Regions from separate parts of the Homo sapiens genome. Here regions 2 and 3 are each linked to region 1. The links are chromatin loops, found by intact Hi-C in ENCODE. Cell type or tissue: CD4-positive, alpha-beta T cell. All regions are shown on one strand. Links, peaks and the distances in the headings refer to the core of each region. The heading gives the core; the rest is flanking DNA.

Region 1 (7,233 bases), core at 1,050-6,049:
ACCAGCCTGACCAACATGGAGAAACCCCGTGCCTACTAAAAATACAAAATTAGCTGGGCGTGGTGGCGCATGCCTGTAATCTCAGCTACCTGGGAGGCTGAGGCAGGAGAACTGCTTGAACCTGGGAGGCAGAGGTTGTGGTGAGCCAAGATCATGCCATTGCACTCCAGCCTGGGCAAAAAGAGTGAAACTCCGTCTCAAAAAAAAAAAAAAAAAAAAAAAAAAAAAAAAAAAGAAATTGGCAGTGAGGCCAACAGGGCCTGGAGTTTTCACTGTGAAAGGATCTTAATATACAAATTTAATTTCCTTACATTTATTTAATAGAGATATTCAGATTTTCTTTTCTTCCTTGTATCCATTTGTTTGCTTCTTTCAAGGAATAGATTCATCCCAACTAAGTTGCTGGTTGTATTGACATAAAATTGTTTAATATTTTCCTTTGTTATCATTTTTAAGTTGGTGGATCTATGGTGATGTTCCCTTTATCATTCCTGTTATTGATAATTTGTGTTTTCTCTCTTCCTTTTTTTTATTAGTAAGTCTAGATAGAGGTTTATCAACTTTGCTAATCTTTTCAAAGAACTGCTTTTTGTTTTATTATTTCTATTGTTTGTTTTCTATTTTATTGAGTTATGTTCTTATATTTATTATTTCTTCTTTCTATTTATTTTGGTTTTAATTTGCTCTTCTTTTTCTAGCTTCTGAAGGTGGAGGCTGCGGTCATTGATTTGAGACCTTTCTTTTCTAATATGAGCATTTAAAACTTTAAATTTCCTTTTATAGCTGCTTCCTACAAATTTAAATGTTGTTATCCTATCATCAGTGAAAGTATTTCCCAACTTTCTTTTTTATTTTTTATTTGATCCATTTATTTAGAAATCTGTTTTTAATTACCATCTATTTGGAGGTGTTCCAAATATCTTTCTGTTACTGATTTTTAATTCAATTTCAATGTGGTCAGAGAATATACTCTATATTATGTTAATCCTTCTAAATCCATTGATTCTTGTTTAATATCCTAGCATATGGTCTATCTTAGTGAATATTTGTGCTTGAGAAGAATGTATATTCTGCTGAAAATGGGTGTAGCATTCCATAAATGTCAATTAGGTCAAGTTGGTTGATGGTGCATTTAAATATCATATCTTTACTGATTTTCAGTTTACTTTTTGAATCAATTGCTGAGGGAAGACTGTTGAAATCCTCAATTATAATCGTGGATTTGTCTGTTGCTCTTTTCATCAGTTGCTTTATGTATTTTGAAGCTCTATTATTAGCTGCATATATATTTAGAGCTATAATATTCCTGATAAAATTCACCCTTACCTGTTATCACATGCCTGAAAACAGTTGTTTTATATATTTTATACAGTTTTATTATTATTTAAGGTAAAGCTGATACGTGTTACTCCAACATGGCTATCACTAGAAGCTCAGTTAAAGAGTTCCTTTTTTTTTTTTTTGAGATGGAGTCTTGCTCTGTCACCCAGGCTGGAGTGCAATGGCATGATCTTGGCTCACTGCAACCTCTGCCTCCCAGGTTCAAGCGATTCTCCTGTCTCAGCCTCCCAAGTAGCTGAGATTACAGGTGTACGCCACCATGCCCAGCTACTTTTGTATTTTTAGTAGAGACGAGGTTTCACCATATTGGCCAGGCTCGTCTCGAACTCCTGACCTCAGGTGATCTATCTGCCTGCCTCAGCCTCCCAGAGTGCTGGGATTACAGGCGTAAGCCACTGTCCCCAGCCTGGTTAGTTTCTCTTAATAATAGTTTGATGAATCTGTAAACAATGGGAAAGCAAGAGATATGATGTTTCGTAGTTCACACATTTGGGTTCACTTCTTAGACCTCTTCTCTTTTTTGTCTATACTCCCCAGGTAATTTTATCCAGACACATAACCTTGAATACCATTTATATGCTGATGATTCTGAAATCTCTCCTTCCAGCCTGGACTTCACCCACAAACTCCAAACTCAGATTTCCAATTACCCATTCAACAGCTATATTAAAATATATAATAGGTATCTCAAACTTAACATATCCAAAATTAAAGTCCTGATCTCTTCCTCACTCCATATGCTTCCTTGAGTGTTTTCTGCATGTTAGTTAAGGGTAACTCCATTCTTCTAATTGCTCAAGAGAAAAATCTTGGAGTAATCCTCAACTCCTCTCTTTTTCTTATACCCTACATCATCCTTTCAGCTCTATTTTCAAAATATTTCCAGGATTTGACCACCTTATACCCCTTCACTGCTATTCACAACATCTCTTGTCTGGATTTTGTAGAAGTCTCCTAACTGATCTCCTGCCTTCACCTCTGTTCAACCTTCAGTTTCTTGTTCTTCAGTTTCTTCAGTTTCAATGCACTGCCTGGGTGTTCTTAATAAAACTTAAGTCAGATTGTGTGTGGTGGCTCACACTTATAATCCCAACACTTTGGGAGGCTGAGGTAAGAGGATCCCTTGAGGCCAGGAGTTTGAGATCAGCCTGGGCAATATAGCAAGACCCCATCTCTACAAAAAAATTAAAAAAAAAAACTTAAATCAGATGATGTCATTGCTCTGCCCAAAACCCTCATGGCTTCCCACTTCACTCAGAGTAAAAGCCACAGACATCACAATAACTTACACAGCCCTACACAGTATGCCTCTCCCCTTCTTTGACACCATTGATTATTTTCCTCCCTATTGCTCATTCTGTTCCAGGCCCACTGGCCCCTTTGCAATTCCTGCAGCACAATGGTTATGCTTCTGCCTTAGAAACTTTGCTCTTGCTGTTTCCTTTGCCTAGAAAATCTCTTTCCTCATGCATCTACACGATTTCTTTCTTCACCTCCTTCCAGTTCAAGACAAACCCTTTTTTTTTTTTTTTTTTTTTTTTTGAGACAGAGTCTCACTCTGTCACCAGTCTGTAGTACAGTGGCGCAATCTCGGCTCACTGCAACTTCCCGACTCCCTGGTTCAAGAGATTCTCCTGCCTCAGTCTCCCGAGTACCTGGGATTACAGGCATGTGCCACCATGCCCAGCTAATTTTTGTATTTTTAGTAGAGATGGGGTTTCACCATGTTGGCCAGGAGGGTCTTGATTTCTTGACCTTGTGATTTGCCTGCCTCAGCCTCCCAAAGTGCTGGGATTACGGGTGTGAGCCACTGCGCCTGGCCAAGGCAAAGTTTTAACGTCTTGTTCACTGCTGTATTCTCCATGCTTAGAACAATGCATAACATATATTGGCACACATTAACATTTGCTCTGTGACGAATGAATGGATTTATTAAGCACTCCACATAGTAAGTCACTTGAGGAAAAAAAACAGAAGAATGAAATATAATTTTACCGGTGGGGTAGAATATGCACTGTGTATCATGTTAGTATTAATTTCATTTTCTGGATAACAGTACTTTGTATTGATTGTTTCCAGTAGCTGTTACATGGTCTGTATGCCCCTCTTGCTCAAGAGAGTGAGGATGATCCTGAAATTCTCTTCGAAGTCAGATTATCATAGTCTCCTCCAGAGGGAGCCCACAGTCCAGCATTTTCAAGAGCTGGAGTCACCCTCTGACCCTAACAGAGGACAAGCCATTTGGTCTCCTGTTGGACGAACTAATGTATGAAGATGGGGTGCTAATACAGCTGTGCTTTTTGGTCTAAATCCCCTAGATGAGAAATGCAACAAAAGTGCAAGCTAGGAATTTGGTTTCCTCCAAAGTCTCAGGACATTTCAAACCAAGACCTAGATTATACACATTTCAGGCAACATTTACTCTTGGGCATCTCTGAGTAATTTCTTTGTGGCTACTCATTATTACATTGAACAGTATTATTATAATGTTAAAAGCATCTGATGCCTCATGAAATTACTTTAACAACAGGATTTATTATATAATAATTCTGCCATCAATATTGTTGGATTCCTTGGATTGTTGTTGAGTTTGGAAAATTGGTTTCTTTAATTTCTCTCTATTCTTCAAACAGAAAATGTGATGGTATCAGAATATTTATTGAAAGTGTACCTGCAAACTCCTGGGGATTTTTTCTTTTCTTTTTCTTTCCTTTTTTTTTTTTTTTTTTTTTATGAGACAGGGTCTTGCTCTGCTGTCTAGGCTGAACTACAGTAACATGATCATAACTTACTGCAGCCTCAAATTCCTGGGCTCAAGCAATCCTCTTGCCTCAGCCTCCTGAATAGTTGGGAGTACAGGTGTTCACCACCATGCTGGGCTCATTTTTAAATTTTTCATACAGACAGGGCCTCACTATATTGGCCAGGCTGGTTCTTTAAAAAAAAAAAAAGTTTATTGAACAAACATTCCATTTTTATTTAAAGTCACATATTATGAGAGTCCAGATTAGTATCAGATTACCTGAGTTAGAAGGCAGATGCTTTTATCACCTCTTCATTGGAAACCTGTTTGGTGCTTTGCTGCCTCAGTTTTCCCAGCTGGATAATGGGGACAAAATAGCTTATCCTAGAGATATTGTGAGGACTCAAGGTTTAACACACACAGGACACAGTGGGTTTGTAGTGATGAAATTTAGTAGTTCACTGGGTCTCTGTGTCTTCTTCAAGGATGAAGAATTATGGTCTTTAAGTTTTGTTATGCGAGTTATCTGAGTTTATCCTGACTTAATTCCCTTTGGGAATAAATTAGGTCTGAAAGTGTCCTCTACTCTTGTTGCATACTGCCTGTGAAACTCCTAGGGTATCTGTGCACTGGTCACCATTTATTTAGACATAAAGTTGGCATGAGTTATCTGTTCTGCAGGCATAAAGTGTTTCATTAAATACAAGAAAAAACATGGCATTTACAGTTTTAAAAGAGAGCTGTATAATGTGTCCGCTATTGTGGTTTGGAAGAAAATTAATCTCTGGAGACCCAGTTAGAGTTGTACCATGTCAAAAAAGAGATACTAGTACTGTAATTCTTTTCCACCCTGAGAAAAGCAAGTTTAGCTCAACACTTTCCAACTTTTATCATTTGGGGTTACATTGGATTTTCTCAGAGTTTTTGAGTGTTAGTGGAGTTTTAAAAGTAAAGTTACAGGCCAGGCTTGGTGGCTCATGCCTATAATCCCAGCACTTTGGGAGGCCAAGGCGGGCAGATCACCTGAGGTCAGGAGTTCGAGACCACCCTGACCAACATGGAGAAACCCCATCTGTACTAAAAATACAAAATTAGCTGGGTGTGGTGGCACATGTCTGTAATCCCAGCTACTCGGGAGGCTGAGGCAGGAGAATCACTTGAACCTGGGAGGCAGAGGTTGTGGTGAGCTGAGATTGCACCATTGCACTCTAGCCTGGGCAACAAGGGTGAAACGCCATTTCAAAAAAAAAAAAAAAAGTAAAGTTACAAACATAGCTGTGGTAAGGTGTCGAGAAGATGAGTTACTGGTTAATTTAGGCAGATCCAGGTTTTATGGAAGCTGATACTTTTAAATGAGGGCTCTTTTTGAGGAGGAAACACAAAATTTCAAAGGCAAAATTAGAAGGGCTGTTTCCATGGCTTTGGGTGCAGCCTGTGCAAGTGAGGGACTACATTGGCTTTCAATAAATATGCCTCTGCTGATAGGATTGCTCCTATTTGGTTCTCCATAGCCACCAAAACTCATGCAAACAAGTAGGTTATGGCAATGGCAGTGGCAGGGGCAGCTGAATTGGCAATCAATTGGCTAGGTCTTGAAATCTGTTGGGTAGCATCCATGTGATGATTGGGAGTCTTGGCTCTAAGTCCTTTGACCACGTGAAGTTGTCATAAGTGAAAGGGGATACAACTGGTTGCTCAGTGGGTTGCTGCTGTGTGGCACTCATTACCTTTCCTTTGGAAGAAGGAACACAGAATAGAGTCACAAGGATAGGGAACACTCTCTTGTGTTTAACACCCCTTGAAGAATAAAATTAAAATTCGATCCATTAAATAATTGAGTCAGGGTTCTGTTTTCACCAGAGTAATAAAAACTTGCTTTTGATGGGCACCAGTTATCACCTAATTGTCAAATTCAGTGACTTTTAAAAAATCCTTATTTTTCCTGATCTTTGTGTCACATTTCACACTATGAATCATCTTTTCCTCCTCAAAGCGCGCCTTCTTTTTTGTCACATGTCATCATTTTCTTCTTAATTCTAAGTGCTTTTCTGTTCTACTGATAATTTTTCTTCCTACCTGTTTCCCTGGCAGTTCTTAAGGCCTCCACTCTTCCCTGTTCCTTGAGAGAAGTATGTTACTCTTATAGCTTGGCTACCACCTCTGAGGGTATTTCTCCAAAATTTGTAGTTCTTCCACAGACATTTACCTGAAGCTACAGTCTCTATATGTTTGCTAAATGTTTCCACTTTATCATTTTGCTGTTTCTTCAGCCTTACTGATAGGGTTTGGCTGTGTCCCCACACAAATCTCATCTTGAATTCCCACGTGTTGTAGGAGGGACCTGGTGGGAGGTAATTGAATCATGGGGGCAGGTCTTTCCTGTGCTGTTCTCATAATAGTAAGTCTCATGAGATCTGATGGTTATTACAAGGGGGAGTTTTCCTGCACAAGCTCCCTCTCTTTTTGCATGCTGCCATCCATGTAAGACATGACTTGCTGTTCCTTGCCTTCCACCATGATTGTGAAGCCTCCCCAGCCATGTGGAACTGTAAGTCTAATAAACCTCTTTCTTTTGTAAATTGTCCCGTCTCAGGTACGTCTTTATCAGCGGCATGAAGACAGACCAATACAGTGAATTGGTACCAGTAGAGTGGGGCATTGCTGAAAAGATACCCAAAAATGTGGAAGCAACTTTGGAACTGGGTAACAGGCAGAGGTTTGAACAGTTTGGAGAGCTCAGAAGAAGACAGGAAAATGTGGGAAAGTTTGGAACTTTCTAGAGACTTGTTGAATGGCTTTGACCAGAAGCTTGATCATGATATGGACAATAAAATCCAAGCTGAGGTGGTCTCAGATAGAGATGAGGAACTTGTTGGGAACTGGAGCAAAGGTGACTCTTGTTATGTTTTAGCAAAGAGATTGGCAGCATTTTGCCCCTGCACTAGAGATTGTGGAACTTTGAACTTGAGAGAGGTGATTTAGGGTAACTGGTGGAAGAAATTTCTTTTTGTTGTTGTTGTTTTTTTTCTTTTTTGAGACAGTCTCACTCTATAACCAGTCTGGAGTGCAGTGGCATGATCTTGGCTCACTGCAACCTGTGCCTACTGGGTTCAAGTGATTCTCCTGCCTCAGCCTCCTGAGTAACTGGG
Region 2 (6,116 bases), core at 1-5,000, 260 kb after region 1:
AGATGGGCACCCACTTCTGTTTGCCTAGGACTAAGAGGTTCCCTAGGATGTGGGACTTTCAGTGTGAAAACTGGAACTGTCCTAGACAAACCAGAACGATTGGTCACCCTACTGCTGCTAGGAGGGCTCAGTTCCACCCAACATGGGCCTCTTCCAGGGCTGCTTGAGTGTCCTTATGACATGGCCGCCATCTTTTCCTAGGATGAGGGATCCAGGAGAGTGCTGTGGTCCACATTCAAGGACAGGGGAATTAGCAACTGCCTTCTGAAGGGAGGATTGTCAAAGAATATGTGGACATATTTTAAACCTTCCATACTGTCCCATCTGATTGGGCAGATGATACAGGGCCTAGGAATCTGTACTTGGCTGAGGGATCAATGATCCCTGATGTACAGTCACATTTGCCTACCAGTGGTTTGGCTGGCCGCAAGGTCCCTTCCCACTGTGAAATGACGGTCATCCCACCTACCTCAGGAGGCATTCACGGGAGGGAAGGAGGAGGAAGAGCAATGCCAGGCCAGAGGAATTAGTGAGCTGAGCATTGTTAGATGACTGGATGTTCCCTCCCACAGAAGAAATGAACAACAGTTAGAGAACCATTTAGAAAATCCTCAGTGCAATGAAACATTGAACACTGTTATAAATGATGATCACCAAGCCTACATAGCAACATGGAAGAAAAAACTCACAATACAAAATACACACTCAGGGCAGGGTGCAGTGGCTCACACCTGTAATCCCAGCACTTTGGGAGGCCAAGGCAGGCGAATCACCTGAGGTCAGGAGTTCGAGACCAGCCTGGCCAACATGGTGAAACCCTGTCCCTACTAAAAAGACAAAAATTAGCCAGGCATGGTGGCGGGTCCCTGTACTCCCAGCTACTTGGGAGGTGGGGGCAGGAGAATTGCTTGAACCTGGAAGGTGGAGGTTGCAGTGAGCCGAGATGGCACCACTGCACTCCAGCCTGGGCAACAGAGTGAGACTCTGTCTCTAAATAAATAAATAAATAAATATATAAATGTATACACACACTCAAAGGATGGCTAAAATGCTATAGAAATACCTGGACATGGCCAGGCACAGTGGCTCATGCCTGTAATCTCAGCACTTTGGGAGGCCAAGGCAGGCAGATCACCTGAGGTCAGGAGTTTGAGAGCAGCCTGGTCAACATGGTGAAACCCTGTCTGTACTAAAAATACAAAAATTAGCAGGGTATGGTGGTGGGCGCCTGTAATCCCAGCTACTTGGGAGACTGAGGCAGGAGAATCGCTTGAACCTGAGAGGCGGAGGTTGCAGTGAGCCGAGATCACACCACTGCACTCCAGCCCGGGTGACAAGAGCGAGACTCCATCTCAAAAAAAAAAAAAAAAAAAAGTAGGCAAGATCTGGAAATGAATTTATTATACCAAAAATAACAGAGTTGCAGTCATGGTAGGTGGGCAGGGAGAAGATCACGGGTAATTGAAACAAATGAAAGTTAGTGTTGGTTGTGTTGTCTTTTCAATTAATGTGGGTGGCTCGTTCTTCAGACCTTAGCTCAGCAGTCACCTTTTCAGAGGCTTTTCCAATCTTCTTTGTTTAAGTTGGTCCCCTCTGTATTATTCTGTGTCTCAGTCCCTTTTTTGTCCCACCCTGGCACTTGTCACATTTGCAAATACTTTGTCTCTCCCTGCAGCCTGAGCTGCTGGAAGGAAGGCAGGGAGGGGCTGTCGCTCTCTTGTCCCCCATGTTCTCTCCAGGGCCCGGCACAGCGCCTGCACACCTTGCTGCTCGGGAACTGGTCATGAAGCAGTGGGTCTGAGGGAGACCTGCAGGTGAAGGAGGCAACGGGAGCCCCTCTCATGGCTGCTGATGGGGCGGGAGAGGGAGGAGGGCTGGGATCATCCTATCCAGGGGCCCCTGATCCAGGGACGTCTCAGCACTTTGCAGGCCATTGACTCTTGAGAATCTGATTGAATCAGTGTTTCTCAACCTCATCACTGTTGATATCCTGGGCTAGACATTTCTTTATAGGGCGGGGTTGGGGCCTGTCCTGTGTAAGATGCTTAGCATCACCCCTGGCCACCACCTGGCAGGTGCCAGTAGCAACACCTCTTCCCCAAAGCTGTGAAGTTAAAAACATCTCCAGATATTGTCAAATGCCCCTGGGAGTCCAGGGCCAGGTTGCCCTTGGAACTGGGTCAGAAAACCAGCCTAACGCTCTAGTGGGAATGAAATCTTTGCAGCTCAGGCTTAGAAGCATTTCTTCAGCAGCCTCAGTTTCCACATCTGTAAATGAGGGAATCTGATGCCAGTTTCACACAGGGGAAAATCTGTCTTGAGAATTTACCTTTGTGCAGATCCATGCAGGCTTGGGGTGACGGGCTTGGAGAGTGCTGCCACTTGTTGGTGAGTAGGTGGGAGTGCACCCATGGCTCATTAAGCTCCAGTCCACAGGGAGGCAACTTGCCTGCCAGGTGGAATGCAGCTGGCTTGGCTGGTAAAGCCCTGGCTCTAAGACTGGGCCAGGGAAGCCGCAAATAAGGCCAGCTAGGGTGTGTGGCAGCCAGGGGAGTCAGTGGGGATGGGACATTTTTCTATCATTTTGATCAAATGTTTAGTGTTTTTTTTTTTTTTTTTTTTTTTCTGAGACGGAGTCTCGCTCTGTCACCCAGGCTGGAGTGCAGTGGCGTGATCTTGGCTCACTGCAAGCTCCACCTCCCGGGTTCACGCCATTCTCCTGCCTCAGCCTCCCGAGTAGCTGAGACTACAGGCGCCCGCCACCACGCCTGGCTAATTTTTTGTATTTTCAGTAGAGACAGGGTTTCACCGTGTTAGACGGTTAGCCAGGATGGTCTTGATCTTCTGACCTCGTGATCTGCCCACCTCGGCCTCCCAAAGTGCTGGGATTACAGGCGTGAGCCACCACACCCAGCCATTTAGTGATGTTTAAAAAAAGTTGGGCCAACTTTGTTTATTTCCCTCTCCCTTTTCCTGCAGATGCAGAGATCCCTCTCCCTTAGAATCTCTCTAATTCAGGGCTTGGATGTTCGGATTTGCATGAGGGCAGGGAGTGTGAGGGTTGGAATCATGTCTAGCTGCTTGCCCGGCAATGACTCCCCGTGGCCAGACTGGTGGTGATTCCAGGCAACTCCCTCCCCCAGGCCAGGCTCGGTGGAAAAGGCAGAAGGTTGGCACTGCCCATGGCAATCCAAACTCACATCTTTCCCTAAACCTGCCCCTCCTCCAACCCAGTAGAGGCTGGGCCAGACCCTGAGTTCCACAGCTAGAAACATCACCTCCATTTGGGAGGCTGAGGTGGGAGGATCGCTTGAGGCCAGGAGTTCAAGACCAGCCTAGGTAAAATAGTGAGACCCTATTTCTATGAAAAAAAATGAAAAGAAACTTAGCTGGGCATGGTGGTGTGCACCTGTAGTCCCAGCTAGTCGGGAGGCTGAGGTGGGAGGATTGCTTGAGCCCAGGAGTTTGAGGTTGCAGTGAGCAGAGATTGCGCCACTGCACTCCAGCCTGGGTGACAGAGTGAGAACTCAAATAAAAATAAATAAATAAATAAGAGAGAGGGAGAGAGGGAAACATCACCTCCATCACTGAATCCTACTGGCTCTACTTCCTAAATAAGTCCAATTCATCCATTTCCCCCACCCCTACTGCTGCCCTCACCTCAATTTGAGCCTCTGATATGGTCTAGATATTTGTCCCTTCCGAATCTTATGTTGACGTGCGAGTCCCAGTGTTGGAGGTGGGGCCTGGTGGGAGGTGTTTGACTCATGGGGGTGAACCTCTTATGAATGATGAATGGCTTGGTGCCCTCCCTATGGTAAAGAGTTATCATGAGATCTGATTGCTTAAAAGAGACCACAACCTCCTCCCAACCCCATGCTCCCTCTTTCGCCATGTGACGTGCCTGGTCCCCCTTCACCTTCTGCCATGAGTGGAAGCTTCCTGAGGGCCATGCCAGAAGCAGATGCTGGCATCATGCTTCCTGTACTGCCTGCAGACTGTGAGCCAATTAAAGATCTTTTCTTTATAAATTGCCCACCCTCAGGTATTTCTTTATGGCAACACCAAAATGGACTAACACAGCCTCCCTCATCCCACGCCTGGGACAGGGCAGTGGCTTGGCTTCACCATGCTGCTCCATGTGGTGTTGGCTGGGGCCATGCATGTGGCTGCCTTCAGCTGGGAGCTTGGCCAGGGCTGGAATCTTCTAGATGGCTTCACTCACGTGTATGGTAGCTCAGCTGGCTAGGGGGTAGGGGAGTGGGTGCAGAGGCAGCTGAGCCTCTCTCTCCAGCAGAATAATTGGACTTCTTACTACCAGTGTGGGTCTGGGCTATAAGAGCAGAGAACAGAATCTACCTGGCTTCTAAGGTCCAGGCCTAGCACTGGCACAGTGTTCCTGCAACCACATTCCACTGGTTAGAGCAAGCTCTGAGGGCAGCACAGCTGCCCAGTGAAATGTGAGGTGAGTAGACTCCAGCTCTTAAAAAATTTTTATTTTGCTGCAGTCATTTTATTTATTTACTCTTTTTTTTTTTTTAAGTTTCTATCTCTTGATGAGAGAAGTGGTTGGGAGGAATTAGCCAGGTTTTTTTTTTTTTCTTTTTTTTTTTGAGACAGGGTCTCACTCTCTCGCCCAGGCTGGAGTGCAGTGGTGCAAGCTCGGCTCACTGCAACCTCTGCCTCCTAGGTTCAAGCAATTCTCCTGCTTCGGCCTCCCAAGTAGCTGGGACTACAGGTGCCCACCACCACACCTGGCTAATTTTTGTATTTTTTGGTAGAGACAGGGTTTCACCATGTTGACCAGGCTGCTCTCAAACTCCTGACCTCAAGTGACTGCCCTCCTCGGCCTCCCAAAATGCTGGGATTATAGGTGTGAGTGACCGCACCCGGCCTGGCCACCAGTTTTGCAGGCAATCCACCATGCCCACCTTCTTCAAGTCAGGTCAGGGCTCTCCATGAAATACTTGCTCACTTCATTCTTTTTTTTTTTCCTCTGGAGATGGAGTCTTCCTCTGTTGCCTAGGCTGGAGTGCAGTGGCATGATCTCAGCTCACTGCAACCTCTGCCTCCTGGTTCAAGCCATTCTCCTGCCTCAGTCTGCTGAGTAGCTGGGATTACAGGTGTGCATCACCATGCCTGGCTAATTTTTTTTTTTTTTTTGTATTTTTAGTGGAGATGGGGTTTCGCCATGTTGGCCAGGCTGGTCTCAAACTCCTGACCTCAGGTGATCTGCCTACCTTGCCCTCCCAAAGTGCTGGGATTACAGGCATGAGCCACTGTGCCCAGCCCACTTCATTAATTTCTGCTTATAAGTCACCTCTTTGGAGAGGCCTTCCGTGACAGTCTTGAGTAGCCCTCATCCCTTATGCCCACTCTGCCTTATCAACACTTGCCATCATACTCTTTTTGCTGTCAGTCTTGCCCCCTAGACAGTAAGTGCCAAGAGGGGAGGAACCACATTTATTTTGTGCATTCCTGAGTCTCCAACACCTAGAAGAGGGCCTGGCCCATGGTAGGAGCTCAATAAATATTTGTTGAATGAATGAATGTTCCGAAGAACGTTTCTTCCAAAGCACTTATCAAAATCCATAATTACATATTTATTTATCTGCCATGGAGAGGGGGCCCAGAAGAGGGTTGTCTTTTTTTTTTTTTTTTACTTTAAGTTCTGGGATACATGTGCAGAACATGTAGGTTTGTTACATAGGTATACGTGTGCCATGGTGGTTTGCTGCACCTATCAACATGTCATCCAGGTTTTAAGCCCGGTATGCATTAGGTATTTGTCCTAATGCTCTCCCTCCCCTTGCCCCCCGACAGACCCCAGTGTGTGATGTTCCCCTCCCTGTGTCCATGTGTTCCTATTGTTCAACTCCCACTTATGAGTGAGAACATTCGGTGTTTGGTTTTCTGTTCCTGTGTTAGTTTGCTGAGAATGATGGCTTCCACCTTCATCCATGTCCCTGCAAAGGACATGAACTCATTCTTTTTTATGGCTGCATAGTTACTCCATGGTGTATATGTGCCACGTTTTCTTTATACAGTATATCACTGATGGGCATTTGGGTTGGTTCCAAGTCTTTGCTATTGTAAATAGTGCTGCAGTAAACATA
Region 3 (7,233 bases), core at 1,026-6,025, 870 kb after region 1:
TTGGGCATTTGAGAGACGGAACACTGAGAACATAAGACATGCTGAGATTTAGGTTGTTTTAGAACCTGAAATCTCAGCTTACTCCTCCCAGAACTTGTGCTGACTTTCGGAAAAAGGAAACATTTTAGCCTGGTTTGGGTTCTGGATTGCAGTAGCAGTGGTGTTTGCTAAACTAAAGAAGGGAACTGGAGCTTCTATCAGTGCATTATTAAAGCAGAACTGGCTGACTGTCTCCCTGGGAAATAACAGGACTGAGGCTTGTGCCTCCAGCCAGAGATTGCTCCTCCATAGCCCCCATTGCCACCGCTTCTACTACTTTTGCCTCCACTCCCCAGCCACCCAGTGATCCACCCTGCCAGAATGCACAATGCCGGCATTGATCATTCCCCAACCCACGGTACAGTTCAGTTTCCTCTGCTGCTAATTGGCCATGAGAGCTCCGTTATGAGGGATCAGAATTGTTAGTCTCTTCCTAATGATCTCTGTCTGGAGACCAACTTCATGACATTCTCCAATTAGGGAGTGCGGAGGGGGCAGGGCAGCGCTATTCATCTGCCCAGAACCCCCATGAAGTGACATGGGCTCATTATGCAGGAGACCCAAGCCACTGGTCCTGCGGGTCAGCACAGCCCAGGAGAGCCACGGAGGCAGGTCTCCCCCTCTCACCTCCCCAGACTCCCGGCTATCCTTTGCTCCCTGTGTCCTCCCTTCATGGCAAAGACTTTCCTTTGGTCAGGCTTGAAGGACAACACTCTGTCTTCTGCTAGCACACTCTGTGCTTTAAAAATTCCTAACTGGGAAAGATGACTTCTTTTGAGATCAAAGGCACACTCTCAGGGATGTTGGGGCAATGAGGAAGGTGAAAGCTACAGAGGAAGTCAAGACTGGTCCACTTCCAGCTCCCCATATGTGGAAGAAGAGAAGACCAAGGCCAAGAGAGAAGGGTCTTGCTCAGGGGGGGTCCCCAGCACTTAGACAGGAAGACTAGAGCCCCCCACGTCATTCCTGCTTCCCTTCTCCTCACCCTAACTTCAAATGCAGGCTCTTTATCCTATGTCCCTGTTCTCCCTTTGGACCCAGCCAGCTTCTGGATTTCTTCCGCCACTTGGCTTATCGTGCAGTGGACAAACCACACGGCTACACTTGACAGCCAGAAACTGGATCATAAGCTTTGAGGGCAGGATCCATATCTCCCTTATTCTCTGCTGTGTCCCAGGACCTAGCATCTCACCCACAGTAGGAACACAGAATTATTCAATGAGTGAATTAATTAATTAATGCTTTAACTTTAAAGTTCAAATGTAGAGTTTCAGAGAGGAACCCAGAAGGGCTATTCAAAGAAATGAATATCCAACAGTGGAAATTCAGATATTACAGAGTCTTGGGAGGTCAGTTGGGCATTAATTCTTTCCTCACAAGAGTCTGCTAATTACTTTTCCAGGTTTTCTGCTGAACAATTTGAACTCACATTCGACATAGCTTTCCCTTTTGTCTCTTTCTTAATATCTCAGCACAACTCCTGCTGTGGGGCATTGTTAAACCTCAGGCCTGGAGGGTTTGGCGATGCGCGGTTAACAGCTTTGCCACCTGGGGATGGCATTATCTCTGCCAGCCTCTAGCTGACTTGCTCTGGGTCTCCTGCTGGGAGACAAGACCAGGCTGGGACAGGCCATTCAAACAGCTTGAGAGCAGCTCTTAAGACAAACCTCGGACTTAGCTAAGGTACCTTTTTTTTTAGGTCACTTTGAAGAAATCTTAATGTTAAAAAGATTTACAAACTAAAAACTTTATAATAAAGTGTTGTCAAAAATCTGTAACAAAATCTACATCAAGTCCTTATGGTGTCTGGAACATAATAAATGTGCAATACATGTGAGCCCGTAGATCTTTTCTATCAATACTCACTTGAAATAGATTAATCCACAGTCTAATAGTTAGACCCAGTCTGATGCGCATAAGAAATGTTGCTATATCTTTTGTTTTGTTTTTACAGATTTTCTTTTGATTAGGTTATCTATTTGATGGGAAGGGAGGAAAGGCCTAGCATTTTCTGCACCCACTGTGCACCAGGAACCATGCTAAGTGCCTTACATTTCACTATGGCATGTGCTTCTCTCTATGGGCTTCAGGGAAAGGCTTATTCTCCCATTTTCCAGATGGGAGAATTAGACTCAAGATCTCAAGATCGTTAGACTCCAAAGCCAGTACTCTCTCCTTTACGTGGTATTTAGAAGTGAGCCCAGCTATGGGAATGCTGCCTAGTGACCACATGGTCACTGCCAGCTTCCCTGTCCAGACCAGCCTTCCCTTGGCCTGAGATGTGCCATAGTGCCTCTCAGAGGACACCATCACGTATTCCTGTAGTGCTTGAGTGTCACCAACCTGGAGACGCCGTGGGACAGCACAACCAGGGAAGTCGTAGAGAACCCAGGTGCCCCTGGACATTCTAAAGACCATCATCTGAGAGACTGCTCGGAAATGCAAAGCTCACAAAACATGTCATTTCCTGTCTCTAAGGTATTGAATACAAATATCATCTCCTTTTATCTCCCATCTCCAAAACAGTCCCCTCGGGTTGTGTCTCTCTCAAGTGCTCTGTAAACTTCCCAAATTGTCAGCCGGTCCCAGGAGATGCTTCCATCACACTGGGTGATCATCTCATGATAACTTCCGAACTGGCCTCCTGCACTGTTCACGGGTCTGGGTGGTTACCCGCGCAGCAGAATCACTCAGCAAACGCTTGGATGTGCACTGACTTTGAACGGCTAGAAAGTTCAGGGGCACCACCTGCCTCGGAGCTGCTGCATGACTCGGGTCTGAGGTGTCCCCTGAAATCTTGGGGACAGGCACTTCTTCTGCTGGCGTCAGACAGAATGTGGTCTCCCCACAGGGAGCCCAGTCCGATTCTGCAGAGCCCGGCTCGGCCCTGCTGGTCTGCGGGTGCCCTTTGCCCTCGTGCACACAGCGACACCTGGTGGTAAGCTGGTGAACCGCCGGGACCCCAGCGCTGTTCCTCAGCTCCATGCTGGGCTCCAGCTCACGTGCGCTGTGTGCACCGAGGGACTTGTCCTGGCACGTGCACACCCAGTCTTGTGCACCACCGAGTACTCCGTTGTGACAAAGTTATACTCAGTTATGTATGTCTTCTTCCTGCTCTGTGCAGAGAGCAGTCCCGTGGCCTCAGTCATGAGTCATTTGTCTGTACTCATTCTCAGAGGGGAAGAAAATGAGCTGTTTCTAACTACGTCTATCGTCACCACCCCGATCGCCATCCTTACTGCCATCAACCACCACCATCCCTGCCGTCACCACTACCATTGCCTCCACCACCGTTAGCCATCACCACCGCCTCACCGCCATCATCCCCACCACCCCTCGATGACCACAGCCACCTTTGTGCCTTTACTACTGTCACCCCATGCACTCTGTCGCTCCTGTAGCAGGGGCTAACTCCTCACATAGCAGCAGAATTGGGCAGCCCTGCCCGCTGAGGTTCCAGGAGGGAGGCTGAGGGCCTCTTCCACAGAGAGTGCTGTGAAAGGCTCTTGGAAGGAGGGCAGGAAGGACCCAAGAGAGCAAGGCAGAGGGAGGATGGGCCTTCTCCAGCTCCTAGCTGGCAGACAGGACAGCACGAGGTACCGCCTGGATGCATTTAGGACTGAAGTTTCTGCTGATGTCAACGAATGCTGGAAATGTCCCAAGACCCCAGTTCAGGACTGCGCCTCATCCAGGTGAGCAGTGCAGAGCAGTCAAAAGGGGCCAGGAAACAAGCCGCCCATTCATTCGTGCAGTCCAAGAACAAAGCCAGCGGGCCAGCTCCAACCTGTTGTGACAGAAATACCAGGGGATCTTTTCTTTTTCTTTCCATTTCCCCCAGGCAGCAACTGTACAAATGAAACTTCAAAACTAGAGCTCGGCCGTTCAGAGCCTGCACAGCACTGACCTGTTTCTTGTTCATTTAGCCTCATTCTCTCAGAAGACAGAAAGCCTCATTCATCAGAACAATCACTTCAGCCCAGAGGGGCTTGGGTGTTGTTTCTAAGACATTACAACTTGCAGCCATAAAGGAAAAATGAAATAAACGTGGCAAGAGTTTTGAAGTGGTCTGAATGACCCAATTAAACACATATTTTCAAGTCAAACACACCTTTCCTAATGTAGAGATAGAATTGTTAAATTTCACAAATTACCATGCTCGATAATTGTCTAAGAGTAATTTGTGTAGGATGACACTGTTTTCTATTTACTCTCATTCCCTAGGTGATGTCTTCTAGTCCCATGACTTTAAAATCTTCCATTTCTACATCTCCAGGGACACCTCCCTCCTTGATTTTCCCCACTTAGACACGTAATAGCCATCCCATTCTTAAAGTAGTTAGAACAAATTCTTTGATTTTTTTTTTTCCTTCCAAACCTGGTCTTGACACGTTTTCCCCCTTTTAGTAAACGGTAAACAGCATCCTCCTCATTGTTCAGCTGCAAACCTACACAGTCCTTCTTACCCCGCCTCCTTCACTCACACTACCCTCCACTGTCTCACCAAGCCCTCCGCTCTTCCTCAGTGCCCCCCAGTCCAGGCCCGGCTCTCTTGCTCAGACCTAGGCTGCCTCCCTGCTTCTCCTTTTGCCACATTTCTGTCAATCCTCCACCCAGCAGCCAGCATGCATTTGAAAGAACATAGATCATATCGTACCACTCTCCTGCTTAAAATCCACCAGTGGCTTGTTACTACACTTAGGACACAGCCAGAGCTCCCCACCCAGCCCTGCTGCTCTGTCCCCAACTCGCCTCTAACCCCATCTTTGCCCACGTCCTTCTTCTCTCCTTCATCCCAATCATCCTTCTTGCTCTTCCTTGAAAACATCAAATTCACTCCCACCCGAGGGACTTGGCACTCGGTCTGGACTCTGATCCTCTTCAGCTTGTTCCCTCACTCCATGCTGAAAGGCTGCCTCCTCCAAGAAGCCCTCCCTGACCACCTTATCTAAATATCCCTTGTCCCTTCACTCCTCATCTCCTTTTTTAGTTTTCTTTTTCTTCATGGTACTTATCACTTCCCGCCTGTCTCCTCCACTCAAATATAAGCTCCATAAAGGCAGGGATTTTTGTATGTTTTGTTCACTGCTATATCTCTAGCACTTAGAATATGGCCTGGCACACACTCAATAGGTATCTGAATGAATGAATGAATGAATGAGTGAGCATGATGCCCACCCAAAGCAGCTTGCTGCCAATCTTTGTGTCCTATGGGCTGTCATTCAAGGTGGCGGGATGGGCTCACTTGTTATCCTCCTGAGAGCAGCACTTAGAGATCATTTCTGAAGACAGCACATAAGGCGTTGGAAATGGCTCCCCCTCCTGGACCAGCTTGCTAGTGTTACCCACCGTTAGGGCAATGGCCACCCCGTGGAATGCACACCACAAGGGCAAGCGAAGAGCTCAGCGAATGGGGAAACTCTTATCCCATATGCTCAGCTGTCGGGCCTGGGATCATGCAAGGGAAAGTATACAGACAGCAGGCAGGGGAGTCCCCCGACAGTGGCTGTAGCCAGAACTGGCCACATAATTTGTAGGACCCACTGCAGAAGGCAAATGTAGAGCCTCAGCTAGGGGTTTCCTTTGGGCCCACTGCCCAACCCTCTACAGACAGACAACATCCAACAGCTTGCAACCCCTGTACCAGGATGTGTTCAAAACCTGACTTGAAGGTGAGCAAGAGGCCCACTGTATGCACCATGGTGCTATCAGCCTGGGCAGTGACAGCCATACCCTTGCCCCGCCCTGAGATGCCTGGTGGTGTGGGCCCAACCATTGCCTCACCCATACCCACACCCAGGCCCCTGCCAGGGGTGGAGGGCAATGGCAGAATGCTCCCTCCCTCAATGTGACCAGGTCACTGTTCAAGGTTGAAGGCAGCAGCAGGGGTGAGTGGGGGAGACCACCCAGGGGATAGGGGTGAGAAGCAGGCAGCAGAGAGCCATCCTGGGATGCTGAGGAGGAGGTGAGAGTCAGGGCCACACATGAGCCGAGGCTGCAAGCCCTGGCACATTCTCCACTGTCCCGTCACCCTTCTCGTATAGAACACAAATTCAAAGAGGATCAGCAAGCATTTCAAGACAAGAACCCCAGCAGTAAGCCCCAAGCTCAAGGCCCTTCTGAGTGTGGGACCCTGTATTACTCTACAGCCATGCACCCGTGGGCCAGCCCTGGCTGCAGCCATGAACAGAGGGCCCACCAGCATGGGTGTGTGACCCTCTCCTGTGTTAGAAGCATCTCTGCAGTTTGAGCAGCTCCAGACCACACCAGGTCCCTGTTGTCCTCTTGCTCCTGCTGCTATGGTGGCACCATCATTTGAGGTCAGGGAATTTGCACAGTAGTCCCTGCCTGAGAGCCCCCTTCATCTTCAGAGCCTAGAGTGGGTCAGAGCCCCTGCCAGCCAGCCTGCACAGGTGTGAAGCCCTGGATTGCTTGTTAAGATTTGGGAGGAATAAAAGATTTCTTAAATTTCCACTTGAGATTATTTAATCACAAGTGTGGTTTGAACAAAAAGTAAAACCTGAATATGAATTATTTTAAAATTGAGGTATAATTTACATACAATTAAATGCATAGATTTTTGTCAATGATATTCAGCACATGTATATACCATCACTCAATCAAGATATAAAACATTGCTATCAACCTAGAAAATGATCTTTCTAGTCAACCCTCCCATTCACAGAGGCAAGCACTGTTCTGATTTCTAGCATCGTAGATTAGTTTTAGCTATTTTTGAATTTTATGTAAGTGGAACCATACAGTAAGGAAACTTTGTGGCTTCTTTGACTCAAACTCAATATAACACTGAGTTTTATCCATGTAGCTGGGAAAATCCATTGCTCGTTCCTGTTATTGCTAAGTAGTATTTTATTGTATGACTATATCACAGTTTGTTTTGTGATTCCTGTTAATGTACATTAGGTTCGTTTCCATTTGGGAACTACTATGAATAAAACTTCCATAAATATTTTTGTATGTGTCCTTTTGTGAGCATAGTCTTTCATTTCTCTTGGATATATACCTATGAGTGGCAAATAAGCACATAAAAAGATGTTCAAGATCATCAGTCATTAGGAAATACAGATTGAAATCACAGTGATATACCACTACGCATTTAGTAATATGCCACTAAATTTAAACAGGTTGAAAGTTAGCAGACTGACCATAGCCAGTGTTGGCAAGGATCTGGGAGAA

What was found. Peaks named below come from ENCODE experiments on the same cell type or tissue, not always from the same donor. Only the 100,000 strongest peaks of a DNase experiment are listed, where the experiment ranks them.
Region 2: it touches region 1 in a loop (10-fold over the local background); 27 of 110 quality-filtered maps call a loop at or near these places.
Region 3: a loop joins it to region 1, with 13 times the contacts of the local background. A loop is called at or near these places in 2 of 110 quality-filtered maps.

Annotation. Positions count from the first base shown.
Region 1 is chr5:134,286,004-134,293,236 of GRCh38, reverse strand. It overlaps a transcript of CDKL3 not described here. Among named protein-coding and RNA genes, the nearest start is that of PPP2CA-DT, 63 kb to the right of the region's middle. In CD4-positive, alpha-beta T cell, for the core only: CTCF peaks have their summits at 3,314 and 3,516 (motif pointing right); a DNase peak (open chromatin) is centred at 3,536.
Region 2 is chr5:134,023,026-134,029,141 of GRCh38, reverse strand. It overlaps a transcript of VDAC1 not described here. Among named protein-coding and RNA genes, the nearest start is that of VDAC1, 21 kb to the right of the region's middle. In CD4-positive, alpha-beta T cell, for the core only: a CTCF peak has its summit at 2,364; a DNase peak (open chromatin) is centred at 2,391.
Region 3 is chr5:133,419,731-133,426,963 of GRCh38, reverse strand. All of the region lies in intron 3 of FSTL4 (follistatin like 4), which reads left to right. Among named protein-coding and RNA genes, the nearest start is that of MIR1289-2, 4.4 kb to the left of the region's middle. RefSeq lists enhancers at 2,813-3,107, 3,198-3,247. In CD4-positive, alpha-beta T cell, for the core only: CTCF peaks have their summits at 2,775 and 2,980 (motif pointing left); a DNase peak (open chromatin) is centred at 2,983.